2 separate regions of the Homo sapiens genome follow, and region 1 is linked to region 2. A link is an interaction called in ENCODE POLR2A ChIA-PET data of the cell type or tissue named here. Cell type or tissue: OCI-LY7. All regions are shown on one strand. Each heading gives the region's core, and the rest is flanking DNA. Links, peaks and the distances in the headings are about the cores only.

What was found. ChIA-PET counts read pairs that join two places held together with the same protein. Peaks named below come from ENCODE experiments on the same cell type or tissue, not always from the same donor. Only the 100,000 strongest peaks of a DNase experiment are listed, where the experiment ranks them.
Region 1: POLR2A ChIA-PET joins it to region 2 with 5 read pairs; 2 of 35 experiments call an interaction of 5 or more read pairs at or near these places.

What each region holds. Positions count from the first base shown.
Region 1 is chr2:73,858,507-73,868,561 of GRCh38, forward strand. STAMBP (STAM binding protein) reads left to right here. Exons shown (of 10, transcript NM_213622.4): 8 at 748-860; 9 at 1,546-1,645; 10 at 3,697-8,662. The coding sequence ends at 3,753. Among named protein-coding and RNA genes, the nearest start is that of ACTG2, 29 kb to the right of the region's middle. In OCI-LY7, for the core only: no CTCF peak of the experiment used is centred there; no DNase peak of the experiment used is centred there.
Region 2 is chr2:74,049,810-74,057,809 of GRCh38, forward strand. All of the region lies in intron 4 of TET3 (tet methylcytosine dioxygenase 3), which reads left to right. Among named protein-coding and RNA genes, the nearest start is that of TET3, 69 kb to the left of the region's middle. RefSeq lists enhancers at 1,895-2,396, 2,397-2,896. In OCI-LY7, for the core only: no CTCF peak of the experiment used is centred there; a DNase peak (open chromatin) is centred at 3,692.

The DNA of each region.
Region 1 (10,055 bases), core at 1-8,000, 190 kb before region 2:
TATATTGTGGAATGGGAAAATCAAGCTAATTAGCATATGCATTATGTCACATACTTTTTTGTGGTGAGAACACTTGAAATCTACTCTCTTAAGCAGTTTTCAAGTGTATAATACATTGTGATGAACAGTAGTCACCATGTTGTATAGTAAGTCTCTTGAACTTAAAAAAGGAAAGAAATTATGAGTCTCTTCACATACTGGTATTAAGCAATATTTGTTTACAGTGCTGGAAAGGAGCTTCCTTACTTATTAGGAACCTCAGGTGGACCTCTCATGGTTGCAGATGGCTTCTCACTTACAAAGGAGATTGTGACCAGCTGTTGAGAACTGTTTGGCTTTACTTCCTTCAGAGACCAGACTTGGTTGTATGTCAGAGTAGTCCCCCCCTTATCCTCAGGGGATATGAGCCCAGACCCCCCAATGGATGCCTGAAATCACAGATAGTACCAAACCCTATATATGCTATGTTTTTTTCCTATACATGCATACTTGCGATAAAGTTTAATTTATAAATTAGGCACAGGAAGAGATTAACAACAACTATAATAAAACAGAACAGTTATAAAAATACAGTGTAATAAAAGTTATGTGAAGATGATCTCTCTTTCTCAAAGTATGTTATCGTATGTAATATTTTCAGATTGCAGTTGATATGGATAGCTTTAAACCTCAGAAAGGGAATCGCAAATAAGGAGGGATTACCATATATCCTCGCTAAGAGTCCTCTGACTCTTTTTCTCTCCTCAGACTCACCCCACACAGACCGCGTTTCTCTCCAGTGTCGACCTACACACTCACTGCTCTTACCAGATGATGTTGCCAGAGTCAGTAGCCATTGTTTGCTCCCCCAAGTTCCAGGAGTGAGTATAGAGGGCATGGTTCTGGGTGTTTCAAGGGGGTAGTAGGGAAGAAAGCCTCAGGGGAAAAGGTCTCTATTCTTGTGGACTTGTCCTTTGTAAAATACATAGATTATAATGTAAGTTGGTTATTCTAAAGGGCTTCCTTTTAAGCCCCATATCATGATTTATCTATCATGCTTGTTCAAAAAGATATCCAAGTAACAACTTAGTTGCTTTTCTAAGAAAAGTCTACAAGAAATTTGAAGTGTTTGACTTGAAGCGATAGGAATGTCAAGAGTTTTATGTTGGATTAGAAAGTTTCAAAATCATAAAATATAAAAAAATAAAAAATAAAAAATAAAAAAATATAATAAAAAAATAAAAATAAAAAATAAGAAAGTTTCAAAATCAAACACATTATCTCAGAATGCACTTCTTTTTCATACCAAATCCTGTCTCTACTCCCACTTTGATTATTTACTATGAATTCTCCAGCAAAACTAGTGTGATGGCAGTAATGAGTCATTCTCTAACTGTGATTCATTCACCAGAGAAGAGACCTGTGAGGCAGCATCCTACAGAAGCTGTCTCACAATGACCTCTGCCCTGCTGTGTGAGTGTGCATGCTGGTGTGTGTGTGCGTGCATATGTTTGGGATGGAGGGACACCTTTGCTTGACTCTTAGCCTGCCTTTTTTAAATTTCAGAACTGGATTCTTTAAACTAACTGACCATGGACTAGAGGAGATTTCTTCCTGTCGCCAGAAAGGATTTCATCCACACAGCAAGGATCCACCTCTGTTCTGTGTACGTATCTATGTAAAAGAAAATGGGGCTATGCTTCAAGCAGGGAGGACAGTCAGAGCTGATGAAATGCATCATCCTTTCTGATCCACACAGAAGACCAGCTTTGTCACTTACCTTGCCAGATCTCCATAATAAGGACGTACATGAGAAGCAGTGTGGGACAGGAATAGATTTGAATCTTAGCTTTGCCACTGTGTGCCTTTGATTGGGCTACTTACCGTTCCTGGGCCTCAGTTTTCCCATCTATAAAATAGGCATAATAATAACACCTACTTTATAGGGTTCTTGAGATGATTAAATGAAGTAATGTGCAGGAAGTACGTAATGCAGTTGCTGGCTTATTAAATGTTACTTTTTCCTTTCATCAATGTCTCTTTCTAAGCCTGTACTTCAATAAGAGATTTGAAGGCAAAGGAAAAGAGAAGCCACTTCAGATAGGTAAATTAAGTATATTTGTAGAATTTTGCTTAAATCATAGGGGCTTTACGACCTTCCTACAAAGTTCTTTTTTCCCTATGTTGTGGTCTGTGAATAAAAAGTTTAGTTGATGATAAGATCAGTATGTTTCCATTTGCCCCTGCAAGCTGATTTGATGGTGTTGCATTACTCCATGCTGGCCATGGAGTATTATTTCTTTTGGGTTCAGAGAAAAGTGAGCAATATGGAAAAGGGACTAAGAACCTTGACACTTAAAAGGACCTGGAGATGCTTAGAAGAGAAACCCCAGGAAGGATCTGAGAGCTGATTTCAAGTGTTAGAAGAGTTGAAGTATAAAAAAAGGGATTGGGTATATTTCACGTCACTCCTAGCACTAAAACAAAGACTTCATGGAATGATGGTTTTCTGCTGAGCGTGAGGAAGAACTTTCTGACAAATCTGTTCAAAAATAGATCAGTCTGCCTTGGAATGTCTAAGTACTAGGATGTTGAAACAAAGACTACACAATCAGAAAAAAAGGTCTGGGGCACCAGTGCCCATGTTTTCAGTTATAAAGGCCCCTGTTGCATGCCAAAAGGGAGCATTCTTCTCTCACCATGTGACAGTAGGTATACTTTATTATTTGGGTGACATCATAGCTAAAAAAACTGTGATGAATTCAGTAATTCTTTTAAATTAATATATATTTTAGGGATGACACTATTTGTTCCCAAGTTTAGGAATCAAAGAATGAGTCTAGAATGTATATACATTTTAAAAATAAACAAAGGTAAATGGGCAAACACTGATTCCATCTACAGGTGGGACTGGTGGTAGTAATGAGTCCCAGACTCTTACCACAACTACCACTTAAATAGCAGTCTGGCTTCCAGACTGAGAACCACTAGCCTAGAATGAACATTTTAAATAAGGGTTTTTTTGTTTTTGTTTTTGTTTTTGTTTTTGTTTGAAACAGAGTCTCGCTCTGTTGCCGGGCTGGAGTGCAGTGGTATGATCTCAGCTCACTGCAGCCTCTGCCCCCCAGGTTCAAACAATTCTGCTGCCTCAGCCTCTCGAGTAGCTGGGACTACAGGTGCGCGCCGCCACACCGGGTTAAATTTTTTTTTTTTTTTTTTTTTTAGTAGGGTCAGGGTTTCACCATGTTGGCCAGGATGGTCTTGATCTCCTAACCTCATGATCTGCCCACCTTGGCCTCCCAAAGTGCTGGGATTACAAGCGTGAGCCACCGCACCCAGCCAAAAAGTGGTTTTTTAAAATGACTTTTCAGGCCGGGCACGGTGGCTCACGCCTATAATCCCAATACTTTGGGAGACTGAGGCAGGCAGATTACTTGAGGTCAGGAGTTCAAGTCCAGGCTGACCAACATGGCGAAACCCCACCTCTACTAAAAACACAAAATTAGCCAGGCATGGTGGCTCGTGCCTGTAATCCCAGCTACTGGGAAAGCTAAGGCAGAAGAATCGCTTGAACCCAGGAGGCGGGGGTTGCAGTGAGCCGAGATCGTGCCACTGCACTCCAGCCTGGGCAACAGAGCAAGACCCTATATGAAGAAAAAAAAAAAAAAGACTTTTCAGAATTTTCTAGGACTCCACCTTTCTTTTTTCCTATTGCAGAGCTGCAGCCACGTGACTGTTGTGGACAGAGCAGTGACCATCACAGACCTTCGATGAGCGTTTGAGTCCAACACCTTCCAAGAACAACAAAACCATATCAGTGTACTGTAGCCCCTTAATTTAAGCTTTCTAGAAAGCTTTGGAAGTTTTTGTAGATAGTAGAAAGGGGGGCATCACCTGAGAAAGAGCTGATTTTGTATTTCAGGTTTGAAAAGAAATAACTGAACATATTTTTTAGGCAAGTCAGAAAGAGAACATGGTCACCCAAAAGCAACTGTAACTCAGAAATTAAGTTACTCAGAAATTAAGTAGCTCAGAAATTAAGAAAGAATGGTATAATGAACCCCCATATACCCTTCCTTCTGGATTCACCAATTGTTAACATTTTTTTCCTCTCAGCTATCCTTCTAATTTCTCTCTAATTTCAATTTGTTTATATTTACCTCTGGGCTCAATAAGGGCATCTGTGCAGAAATTTGGAAGCCATTTAGAAAATCTTTTGGATTTTCCTGTGGTTTATGGCAATATGAATGGAGCTTATTACTGGGGTGAGGGACAGCTTACTCCATTTGACCAGATTGTTTGGCTAACACATCCCGAAGAATGATTTTGTCAGGAATTATTGTTATTTAATAAATATTTCAGGATATTTTTCCTCTACAATAAAGTAACAATTAACTTATGTTTTTGTGCTTCAGAGTGATCCATTTGATCAAGCATTGTATAAACAGGTTAAAAAAAAGGTATGGTTGTTTTGGAAAGGTGAAGGAAAAATGGAATTTGAGATATACTGACACTGATGGTGTGTCCCAGTTCACTTTTAATTACTCCTTGTTTTTTATCTGCCTGTTGCCATCTTCCAGAGGTGTTGTGAAGTCATCTCTGTTCTTTTGGTGCTGTCTCAAATGGGTCAACCATTCACTTCCTCCTTATGCCCTCCATGCTTTTGGCTGAGGATAATGAAGCCTTTGTTTGGAGTACCAGGTTACACTCCAATAAATGATTACATTTCCCAGCCACCCCACCCTACCAATTTCATTGTGTTGGCTGTTCTTTTCTGACTAAGGCAATACCTAGGAAAACGCTTGAAGCAGCAATTGTTACTGCAATTTTCTGTGAGCTGAGCCTGGTGTTCTAGGTGGCCTAGAAATAATGGTGTCATTTGTGACACCTCGAGTGAGGGCAGGAGAGTAAATACTTTGGCTAGGAGAAGAGTGATTTATTCTTTATCAGAATTCTAGGTGGGGGAGGGAGAATCTGTGAATGCATAAAGTTTTCTTCATTTTTAAATTTTGTCTCAGTCTTTATTGCTTAGGTTAGTGGTCCTTGAACTTGTCCCCTGAAAGAGCCCAGTTCTCTATATTCTTTTTCTTCTCTTGGGTTCTTAATTCCCCATATAGTGGAAATTCCTTCTTTGCTGTTTTGGTATGGGTGGGTCTGGGGGCCAGCTGGGCTTGGACAAGCCATTTCCTGCTGCAGCCCAGAGCAGCCTGGCTGTTCCACCTTGCTCTAAACAGTCCTGAAATTGCCCAGTCCTCTGCTTTTGGGAAATCCATCCCCTTCTTCCCATTCTTTGTCTACCACTTAGCTTAGGGCTTTCTTACCTTTTATTTCGACTGTAGCCGTTGGCTTTTACCAAGTCTCTTTGTTTTTAGCATTTCTTCATTCCAGTCTGTTCTGCACACTTTGATCAGGAGAAGCTTCTCACATTCCAGCCATGTTCATGTTTTCTCTCTTGCTCAAAAACCTGCAATAGCTTCCCATTGCTGAAAATCTAAATTTAGCTTTTAGTCAGAACTTTCCACTTAAAGTTCTTACCCCTGGCTATATATTCAAATATCTAGGGAGCAATTTAAAAAATACTGATGCCTGTGTTCTACCCCCCACCAATTAAAGCTGAATCTCTAGGGTGGAGCCTCAGATGTTGTTTCTGCATTTGTCTTTCAAGCTGCTAGAATTCTCAAGTACAACCAGGGTTGACAACCACTGCATTGGTCTTTGATACCTAAGAATTGTGAGCTCTCTTATCCGTCTCTGCCCACCAAAGACATTCAGCCAGGTCAACAACATATCATACGTTGCAACCACATTGATCACAGACTGATCACCAAACTGCTATATTTTCTTTTCTCTTCCTCTAGGCACAAGATATCTTAGTGGCTAGATGGGTGCAGGAAATCAGTCTGTAGATCCCTCTTCATATCTGCTGCAGCCTAGCCACTGCAGAGGCACTCTGCATAGGATGGTCTAAGTGTCTCTGTCTTCATCTTACCTCTGTGGAGGAGACGTGGAATCAAGCCAGCCCACAAGCCCTGAGACTGGATAGGCCGGAGAGAAAGAGGAGTAGCCAGAGCGGTCGGGAAAAGAGGAAAGGAATACTGTGGGTAAAAGGGACAAAGACCACGCAACCTGAGGAAAGACATTGTATTGAAAGGGTAATGACTATTTGGCTAAAGGGACTGACTCCTGGGTTCCCGAGGCTCAAAGACCAGGAGACTTTTCCACTCTTGCAAGCTGCACAAGTACCATACTTAGTGTTCTGGGCTGAGAGGGGAGACAAAAGCATCGTCAGGTTGCCAAACAATGTCCCAGTTGCCCTGGGAGGCACAAACCTACCAAAGTGCCATAGGCCAGGTGCAGAGAGAATCAGAGGAGCTGATTTGCTTGGGGTCAGAGCAGAGCTGGGTTTTTTCAGATGATCACTTTCACATACTCCTTGTTAAATGGGACCAAAGGGGAAGAAGAAGAAACCCTTAAGCTTTTGTAATATTGTCTTGGGTACCAGATACCATAAAAGGCAGCATGAGAGAAACATTCCCTTGGGCCAGTGTCATGGTGGATTTTCTTGCTTGAGAGGCAAGGATTTCAGCTTTCATTTGGTACCACAGAATTTAAAATTGTAAGTGCCTATCCCTTTTGACTGTTGATGGCTTCTTTGGGGTTTTAGTTACCCCAGTTGAAAGAGAAATTTTTCATATTGGGGTTGAGAAGAATGGAGGCTATTAGGAGCAAAGCTTTAATGAGTGAAAGTCTGGTGAATCCTGCAATTTTGATATGTTTCCAGTGGATTTTGAGAACACAGTTTTAGGACCAGAGTAGATGTTGTTCCCTAGAAAATAGAGTCAGCTATTGATATTGTGCCTCCCATCCCTCATATCTCAGTGTTTTAACCCCACCTGAGTTTGGAGACCAGTTTGTCCAAGGATCTTTCAAACATGTGAGCCCAGAGTAGAACTTCTGAGTCAAGGATCATGTCTTTTTCTGAGGAGCTTTGCTTGGGGCACTGGAAATCCTGTTTAGATCAGGACTATTGGAATATTATCCTCTCCAGGGGAAGTGCCAGGTTGAACATTTAAGGCTTTGCTTCTAGGCCCAGCTATACATTCACCAGCAAATCACTTAACTTCCTAAATTTCTTTAAAATCTGTAAAATGGGATCAGTCTAATATGCCTACCTCAAATGATGACAGAATGACATCTATATGCATATGAGGCCTACGTTAGTTGAAAGATGCTATAAAGATATAAGGGATTTGTTACTTGTCTTTCTTGAAATGTTACAGTTGGGGTGCGGTTGCTTCTATCTTCTGGACCTCTGCCCATTCAGCATACAGCTAGAGGAATCTTTGGGCAGATCCACATTCTTTAGCACTAGCTAGGCTTTGACTCCAAAGCTATCTGGTCTACCTTGATGTTCTGAGCAGGAAAACTGAGGACCTCAAGAACCATTCCAAATTTCTACTCATTCTCCCTAAGACCCAGAGCAGACCCAGGACCTAAAGAAATTACATCATCTCTATTTTCCCTTGGCTCCAGCCCACTCTTGTTTGAACCTCCCACTTTTGTTGTTCCAACTACTTCTTGAGATGAAGGAAGGGCAGAACATTGGCCCTCTTCACTGAAGTCTTCACCCCTTAATCCAGGGTTCAATTTTTAGTTCACCTTAGCCTGTTTGAGATTAGAAGCTGGGCCTTAACTTACAGGTGTGTCCGGCATCATTCAATCAGCCTGTTAGATCCAGAATCCAGCACTGTGACGCTACATAACCATGGGCTCTGTCCTTCCAGTTCCTTTAGTGCCTTCCCTCACTGGTAGGTTCACTCTGAGGGCTTCCTTCCTTGAACTCCAGTGGCAACTATAGTCTGTTTCCCACAATTTGTTGTGTGTGTTTTTTGTTGTTTTGCAGCGTTTTCATATTGTCTTTTATGTAAGTCATGTTTCTGAACTATCGTATAAATTTCATTAGGGTAAGAATCATGTTTGCTTTATGCACTGTGTAACATGCCTTGCAGTCAGTATAGGCACTTAACCTTATTGATCAGTTGTTCCTTGGTGTTGAATAATGTGTTAGGTAGCCAGGTGGACCTGTGTCCTAGCCTGGAGAAGCTCTATGTCACCTTGTAGGAAGCCATCTGAATTTGACTCAGCATCATATGCTGGGCCTGTGCTGCACTTGAGCTTTCTTTCCAGCCGCCAGGAGGGATGGTTGTCCTGGCCAACAGCGAATTTAATGGGTGGTCAAAAGAAGATGTGCCTGCATAGAAGGCTGAAAGAGGGAGCTGGAAGTAGGAGGAGACAAGGAGATAGTGACACCAGTATCTTGTCACAGAAATCAAGGAAGGCAACAGTTTAAAGGAGGGGAGGGAGATCAGTGGTGCCAACTGGCTCAGAAGAGGTTTGCTGGGTTAAATCTCAAGATGAGCCCATGAGATCTGGTGGTTAGCAGAGGCCTTTCCTGACAACCCCATTTTAAGCACCTCTTCCCCATCACTCTATCTCATCACTGTTACTGTCTGTGTAGCCCTGTCATGAGCTAAAATCATCCTGTTTGTTTATTGCTAGCTTATGTGTCTAAAGTATACTCCTTGAGAACAGCAACTTTGTCTTTTTCACCTTTGTACTGAGTCCCCTGACATGGAATAAGATATGAATAAATGCACAGACTTGTCCAAAATCATCCAATTAATAAATGGTAAGGCTTTGCTTTTTTGGGAGAAGTGCAACAAATGTGAGCACATTTTAAATATTGATGTTTAAAGATTGTGAAAATTAAAAATTAACAATCAGCCGGGCATGGTGGCTCATGCCTGTCATCCCAGCAGGAGGCCAAGGCGGGTGGATCACCTGAGGTCAGGAGTTTGAGACCAGCCTGATCAACATGGAGAAACCCTGTCTCTACTAAAAATACAAAATTAGCCAGATGTGGTGGCACATGCCTGTAATCCCAGCTACTTGGGAGGCTAAGGCATGAGAATCGCTTGAACCTGGGAAGTGGAGGTTGTGGTGAGCCAAGATCACGCCATTGCACTCCAGCCTGGGCAACGAGCGAAACTCCGTCTAAAAAAATAAATAAATAACAATAATAGAAGGTTACCTCTAGAAGAAAGGCAAATGAGAAAAACTACATATATAATCATTCATCTTTTATTTAGAGATGAACGATAATACAATATCACAAATTAAAATTTCTGTAATTTCTACAAATTATACAGAGAAGGAAATTTAGAACTCTAAATGCTTTCATTATTTAAGAAGAAAGAATCAAAAGATATGAATTAAGCATCGGACTCAAATTAGAAAAAGAATAATAAAATATACTAGGAAACCAGGGGGAAAGAAATAAGTACTAAAGCAGAAATTGGCCAGGTGCGGTGGCTTACGCCTGTAATCCCAGCACTTTAGGAGGCCGAGGCGGGTGGATCACCTGAGGTCAGGAGTTCAAGACCAGCGTGACAAACATGGAGAAACCCCATCTTTACTAAAAATACAAAATTAGCCGGCTGTGGTGGCACACGCCTGTAATCCCAGCTACTTGGGAGGCTGAGGCAGGAGAATCGTTTGAGCTCAGGAGGCGGAGGTTGTGGTGAGCCGAGATCACGCCATTGCGCTCCAGCCTGGGCAACAAGAGCAAAACTCTGTCTCAAAAAAAAAAAAAAAACCCAGAAATTAAGTAAATGACATAAGTCATTTTTATGAGCACAATCTCATAAATTGTGTACACACACACACACTTCACATCAAAATCAATAATATAGATGCAAAAATTCTAAATAGAACACTAAAAAAATCATCAATCTAGTAAAGGAATAAAGTATCCTAACTGCCAGCATGTATTATGCATCCTCATGTAGGACTTGCCCATGATTCCACTGCTAGAAAGTGATGAGTCGGATGGCAGCCCAGGTCTACCTGACTCTGAGAGCCCTGAGGCGTTTGGTGATTTTTGTCCCTAGAATGTAATGGTGACCTCATTAAAAGAAATCCACTGATATAATATATCACAGGAGTAGGTCAAAGGAAACAAGCAGAAACAAGAGTCTCTCATAAAAAAAAATTTTTTTAAGATGAAAATCAACATT
Region 2 (8,000 bases), core at 1-8,000:
GAACAAGGAAAATCTGGCCCCAGGGCTCTTACTTGGGGGTGAACAGATATGCTGCCAGGCACTCAAGAGACATGCTCCTAGATGATGGTTCCCACTGGCCCTGTCCATTCTTAGATATGACTAGTAACGACATGACTTCGAGGGCCCTCTTATTTACCAGCATATGGGGGAAACTTGTTTTGATCATGGGGTCCGCTTACCCTTTTCTCTGTGCGTGTATGTGTGTGTCCCATCCGCCTGTGTTTAGCACCTCGTTTCTCCTTCTACAACGTGGGAAATATCCTTACCTAGTGTTTTAAGACATAGTTGATCCTTAGCCAATATTTTAATTGTTGAATTTAATTATATGGATATTATGTGTGGTCAAACTAGTTTTTAAATTTGCATCCCAACTCCATCACTTACTAGCTGGGAGTGCTTGGGCACTTTACATAACCCATCACGGTTTCTGCTTCCTCATATGTAGAATGAAAACGATAATAGTACCGGCCTCACCAGGGCTGTTGTGAGGATGAAATTCGTTACTATGTGTAAAGCACTTAGTGCTGTGTTGGCACAAGAGTGTCAGCTGTTATCAAGCCTATCAAGTCCAATAGGGCAAGAAAAGTAAAACCATACCTTGTAAAGGAAAAAAAAAAGTTGGCTGTTCCTTTAGTTACCATATATTAATTACCTAGCCATGTATAACTACCAATAAGGATAAAATTAAGAGAAATGGTTCATCACTGAAGGACTTTGCGGTTTCCTTTTTTTATTTTTAGGCAGGGTCTCACTCTGTTGCGGGGGCTGGAATGCAGTGGCATGATCTCTGCTCACTGTAGCCTCCACTTCCTGGGCTCAAGCAATCCTCCCACCTCAGTCTCCCGAGTAGCTGGAATTACAGGCGCATGCCACCATACTTGGCTAATTTTTAAAAATTTTTTGTGGAGACGAGGTCTCACTATATTGCCCAGGCTTGTCTCAAACTCCTGGGCTCAAGCGATCCTGTCATCTCAGCCTCCCAAAGTGCTGGGATTATAGTCGTGAACCACTGCACCCAGCCTATGGTTTACTTAAGGAAAAAAAAAAACAACAATAAAATATTTAGTTACCCACTCAGCCAGTGTGTGCTGAGTGCCTTTTACCTCCGAGGCCCATGCTGTTGTATGGAAGTGGCTATATCGCAGGGGTACCCTGTAGCACAGACTTAGTTGTCATCATGGGAGATCATGTTTTATCTGGGAAACTCTTGTTTAGAGCTGGGTTTTGAAAACTGTGGTGAACACAGATGGGGAGAGGCAGAAAGGCTTTCCAGACTGAGTAGTGCATAAGCACAGTCTTGGGGCAGAAGGAGCAAGCTTGCAGGATGGGATGTTGCAAGGGTGACCTGAAACCTCTGTTCTCCTGCATTCCTCGGATGAGGAGCCTCCACCAGAGAGGATACATGTTCGCTTGTAGGCAGTGAGCAAAAATGCAGGCATCTGTCAGCATCAGAGAAACCAGACCTCCAGGAACTGGGAGCTAACAACACTTTGTATTATTAAATTAGAGGAAAATACTTAGGTAAAAACAGCAGAAACAAATTTGAACAATCATCTCAGTTGAGTTTTAGAAAATGGAAAAAAGACTAGAAGAAAATATATGAACAGTGGATTGTCTGTATGGTCGGAGTATGGATGACCTTTCCCTCATGTGTTTTCTGAATTTTCTACAATGAAATTTGTGTTGTATAACCCAGAAATATTTGTGAAAGTGCATGCTAGCAGTAGCATGGAAGGTGGATTGGTGAAGGGTGATAACCCTGTGGTAGGAGACCCGTTAGGAAGCTTTTGAGAGTAAAAGTGTTTATGAAGCACCTGCTCTGGTCTAGGCACCCTGCCAAGTACTTAATAGTCACCACCTCACTTAATCCTCATAGCAGCTCTATGAGGTAAATACTGTCAGTGGCTCCATTTTAGCCATGAGGAAACAGATTAAGTAATTTACCAAGGTCATACAAACTAGTGAAAGTGAGATTTGAACCTAGGCAGTTGGACTCTTAACCACCATGTCATATTGTGATTGAAATTGGTCAGTTGGGAAACAAGTCCTCACTAAAACAATGGTAGTAGAATGAAGAGAACCAACGAAGAGATTTGCTCTGAAACAGCTTCTGGAGGGCCTGAGGTTCATGTTAGGAAAACCCATTCTGTTTTCCAGAATTGTCTGGCCACATGCTTCTCGCTCTGTTGCCCATGCTGGAGTGCAGTGGCGTGATCTTGGCTCACTGCAACCTCTGCCTCCTGGGTTCAAGCAGTTCTCATGCCTCGACCTCCCGAGTAGCTGGGATTACAGGCACCCACCACCATGCCTGGCTAACTTCTTGTATTTTAGTAGAGACGGGGTTTCACCGTGTTGCCCAGGCTGGTCTCAAACTCCTGAGCTCAGGCAGTCCACCTGCCTCAGCCTCCCAAAGTGCTAGGATTACAGGTATAAGCCACCACGCCTGAACAGGTGCTTCTTCAGTTGGTATGGTAGAATTTGTCTTTGTGAATTCAGGCTCAGAACAAGGCTTAGAAATCAAGGTGCTCACTCTGGGATGACAATGGGAAAATCCCATACTCCAGAAATTCATCCCCTCACCAGTGGTAGGTAGAGAGTTATAGGTTAATATAAGGAAGAATTTTCCATAGAAGTGGGGGTGAAATATGGAGACTCCATGAAGCCATCTAAGAGCTGATAACAGAATATGGGAACAACTTTATAAAAGCATACAAGTTCCTATAGCCAAAAAAAAAAAAAAAAAAAATGGTGGGGGAGGGGCCCGGGCGCTGTGGCTCATGCCTGTAATCCCAGCACTTTGGGAGGCAGAGGCGGGCAGATCATGAGGTCAGGAATTCGAGACCACCCTGGCCAGTATGGTGAAACCCTATCTCTACTAAAAATACAAAAATTAGCTGGGCATGGTGGCGGGTGCCTGTAATTCCAGTTACTCTGGAGGCTGAAGCAGAAGAATCACTTGAACCTGGGAGGCCGAGGTTGCAGTGAGCTGAGATCACGCCACTGCACTCCAGCCTGGGCGAAAGAGCAAGACTCTGTCTCAAAAAACAAAACAAAACAAAAAAACCCTCTATTATTCAAGTTATTTGGTAATTTTGCCAAATAAGCAATTTAGCCAATATGAGCATCACCATGTAACCAAAGTCCCCAACCCCTTTATGTAAAAATGATGGGTTTCTGAAGGTCTGAATGGGACTCATATGGATTTTTTTATCTGAATCTTGAAGTTCTAGAATTAAAGGCACCCCTTAAAGCTTCAAAGAAGTAAACTTATAAGCTATGAAAGGAAATGCCATTCTCTAAAAGATAATATGATGTTTGCAGCTTTGAGAATATTTATCACAAGTTGAATTTCTATGTTGAATTATTGCAAGTGACTTGTGGATGTGGATATTTAAAAATACTCATTGGAGAGTCCCCCCCCAACCATCCTATAACACCATTGTCAGAAACAGGACAAGGAGCTATAGAGACTGTTGTTCCCTTCGCCTTTGTGTATTTTGTCTATTTTCAGTAACAGGGAAATTCCCAAGAGGAGCCAGTTTAGGACGGAGAATGAATGCAAATGACTTTTTAGTGGGAAAAGCATCCTTTGTGCTCATCTAGTCACCATCTTAGAGATGAGGAAGGTATCTGTGTTAGTTTGTAAGCGTTGTCCTGATGTCTCTGGGGAGCAGCCAACAGGAAGCTGCAGAGACTAAACCACAGCAAAAGCAAGAGGTTAGGAGGTGTAGATGCTAGTGGTTGCCTTCATAGAAATATGTTGTATTTTTAATCAGTTGATTGTTCTTCCCTGAAGAAGCCACAGGGAAAATATCTCCTTTGCCTGGAGCATGGTGAAAGTCTGGGTGAGGGAGTGGCATTGTCCAGCGAATGTGGCTGATGGCATGTCCATCAGGGAATTTCAAATGGGACATAGTCCTGAATGGAGGACACAAAGTTATTTGTTTACAGTCGTGTAAAGTCTGTTTTCTACAGTTTTTATTTCTATGAGAATGTATCACACAAACCCCCCACCCCACTGCATTGAGATGAAGAGAAACTTCCTATCTTTTAAATGTTTTTTTGAAACAATGACTATTTGGACACCATATAAAGGATGGGGAATCTGACGGTGAGTAGGAGGGTATCAGAGAAAACTTCCTGCAGGAGAGGATGTCTTACTGAGTTTTAAAGGATAAATAGAAGTTTAATAGAGGAACAGGGAGAAGGGACCTGAAGTTTATGCAGATGAAAGACATGTGGAAAGACACATGAAGATGCGGAAGATGAGAGAACATGGGGAAATACAGGTCATGCGGGTGTGACGGGTGTGGAGGATGAAAGATTGGGAGTGGCTGGAGAGGAGAGTTTCAGGGGAAGAGGGGATGATACCAAAGCCAGAGAAACCAGTTTGTAGGCTCAGATGTAGTTCAGGCAAGAAATAATGGGCCTCTGAACTAGAGTGACCTTGAGTAGAAAGGAGGAGGGGAGGGGGCAGATAAGAGAAAGAATAAGAAAAGAATTAACTGCTCCAGTGACTGGTTGGATGTAGGAGTAAGGGAGGAGGAGTGGTCACAGGTGACTCCTGAGGTTTCAGGCTGGGCGACTGGGTTGATGGTGCTGCCTTTCACCAAGGTTAGAAATACTGGGAGGGCAGCAAGTCTGGGTACCTGGCTTTTGAATGTCTGTGGGACCTGGCAGTGTCCATCTGGTCAGATCTGTGAACTGGTAGTTCTTTGGCAGACTGATGGTAACTGAAAATGTTCAGTCCTGATCTTTTCACCAGGCTGACTGTGTAGATCAAAAAGAAGCCCCAGAATGGAAGTTACCACCATTTAGGGGAGAGGAGCTCAAACAGGAGGCTTTGAAGAAAGTGTGGAAAAGATGTGGGAAGAAATTGAGGAGAGGGTATGTTAAAGAACCAATGGATAGTTTCAAGGTCGGGAGGGCTAACAGCATCAGAAAAGAAGGGTTAGGATTTAATGCTGGATTCTTTCTTGTCTTACATTATTTGTTCTATGTGCACCAGTCTTTGCAGTTAAAGCCCAGATTCCTTAAGCACAAGGACTGCATGTTTTTTGTTGTTGTTGTTGTTGTTGTTTTTGAGATGGGGTCTCACTGTGTCACTCAGGCTGGATAGCAGTGGCAGACTCACAGCTCACTGCAGCCTTGACCTCCTAGGCTTGAGCGATCGTCCTGCCTCAGCCTCCCAAGTAGCCAGGACTACAGGCATGCACCACTATGCCTGGCTAATTTTTTAAATTTTTTGTAGAGGAGATGGGGTCTTGCCATGTTGCCCAGGCTGATCTTGAACTCCTGGGCTCAAGCGATCCACCCACCTCGGCCTCCCAGAATGCTAGGATTACAGGAGTGAGCCACCATGCCTGGCCGCGTGTTGTATTTATAAAGCATCTAGACTGGTGCTAAGCCTATGGCAAGTACCCTTCATATTTTTTGGTCAACTGGTCAGCCTTATTCTGCCTCCATATTTATACTCTGCAAAGGTGTCAAATGGGTTTAGGAATGATCTCCTTACCTTTAATGTTTATGGTCTTGAATATGCCCATTATTATAAAGGCCCAGCATGCTGTACATGGTTTCACAGGCAGCTGACCTGAGATTTTAGTGTTAAAAAATTCATCCAGCACACCTGATCCAGAGTAAAGCCTAACATTCTACCTGCCCATGGCTGTGGCTTTGTAACTATCAGGAGGCATCATGCTAGCAGTCATTGACTGTCATTAAAGTGGAATCTAATTATCTATATAATCTTATGCTCTTCAGCGTTAAGTCCACTAAAATTATATCAGGAAACTGAGTTCTGTGGTTTGAATGTTGTTGTTTCCCCAAACTTACATTGAAACTTAATCCCCTAAAGGCAGTATTGAGAGAGTGGCCTTTAAGAGGTGATTGGGTGATGCAGGCTTTATCCTCATGAATGGATTAATTCATTCATGGATTAATGGGTTAATGGATTAACAGGTTAGCATGGCAGTGGGACTGGTAGCTCTATTCAGAAAGGGAAGAGAGACCTGAGCTGGCACACCCAGCCCCTCACCATGTGTCCTACACCACCTGAGACTCTGCAGAGTCCCGATCAACACGAAGGGCCTCAACAGGTGTGGCCCCTTGACCTTGGACTTCTCAGACTCCAGATAGATTCCTTCCTTTATAAATTACCCAGTTTCAGGTATTCTGTTATAAACAACAGAAAATGGACTAAGAAACTGGGGCAATTATATAGGATTGTTTGGAAAGAGTAGATAGGTACAAATGGAGCCTTTGTGTGATCTTGACATCTGTACATTAATTGTATACTGTCTCTCTGTACTAATGTCATAAAAAAGAAATGCCTCAGCTGTGCTCCTGTGTACATTCCTGGCCATTGGTTCCCCACTGGAAAAATGTGGATGCCTTAGTCTGTGTGTAGAGAGTGTGGAAAGGTGGAAGGTTCTTTTAGAAATTAAGCATCTCTCTTTCTGTTAGGTAGTAATGAGTGGTTTCTTGTGTTAAGTGTCTCTTGCTGATAGCAGAAAGGATATATTCATTCTCTCCCCAGCCTAGAGCAGAAATGGAACAGAACATATTTTTCTATTTTAATGAGTATAGAATTAAGTGCACAGGGTTAAGAAAAACACTTAAAGCTGTATAACGAGCACTTTCTCAAAAATTGGATTTTGCTCTCCTGAGCTCTCCCCTAGAGCTTTCTACCATGTATTTTAGAAAGGGGGGGAAAAAAAGAACCACCTTCACTTCTTCTCTCAGTGGTCAAAACAAGACATAAAATAGATCTTTCTTTAAGAAGAGTTGAGCCATTTCCCAGCGATGCCACTTTATCTTTATGGAGAAGGAAGAAATATTACCCTGGGGACTACAAGGTAAAATAGTGACTTAACAGCAAGATGGTAAAATACTCCTTTCCTGAAACCTGGTGAAAGGAACCAAATCAATAAAAATAGAGGAAAAGCTTTCATCAGCTGAAATTTGGGAATAGCCCCAATCTTCAACCATGAATTCCAAGGTCTCTCTGCCACTTTGAGATCAAATTGAATTAAAGAATGACACACTGAGTACACAACTCCCAGTGTTGGGAAAAGTAACAGAGGGACCCCACAACTTGGAGAAATGGGCTGGAAGATGGGAGACCACCATCTAGAAGCCATGCTCTCTGGAAACCAGGGAATGCAGGCAGAGCATGTTCCCCATTTGCTCCAGCTTTTGAAGGGGATAAGGTCTGGGCTGAGGATGAGGATGGTGGGCTGGAGAGATGGGAAATCATATCCTAAGAGCTGGCTTTGTAGCTGAGGGCCAACAGTACCGAAAAGGCTATTGTACAAAGAAAAAATATATGCTGAACCACCAAACAAAAATCCTGCCAACTGTGGGGCTTTATTTTAACTTGACATCTTATCAGAGTGACCAGCTCAGTCCCTTTCGAGGGAATGAACCAAAATCCTAAGAGTGTCTCTCCACATCAGGACAGAGTACAACCCAACCCTCAACATACACATAAAAATTTAGAGGCATTGGCTCCAACAGACAAAGGGCTTGGAGATGAAATTTCCCAGTCGCAATTGTCCACAGCCAGCCCCAGTTCTCCTATCCCCTCTCAGACTGCTGAACTTTCAAACTAATAATTGAAACCTCTACAAGCATCCAGTTATCTACCTGAATTTTTAAGGAAAGAATTTGAGCACTGTCCAGGTAAACAGGAGTAAGGAAATTCTGCCCACTCTATTTTTGGGCAAATAAGTATAGACCAGTGGCTTTCAATTGGAGGCTTTCCATTCCTCTCCCCCAGGGGACATTTGGCAATATCTGAGGACATTTTTGGTCATCAAAAGTGGTGTGGAACCACTGGCGTCTAGAAGCTGGGGATGCTGCTAAGCCTCCTAACAGTGCCTACAGTAAGGAGCTAGTTGATCCAAAATGTCAGTTCTGTCAAGGGGGAGAAACTAGAGATCAGCTTCTCCTGTGAGAAGATTGATTAACAAATAAAC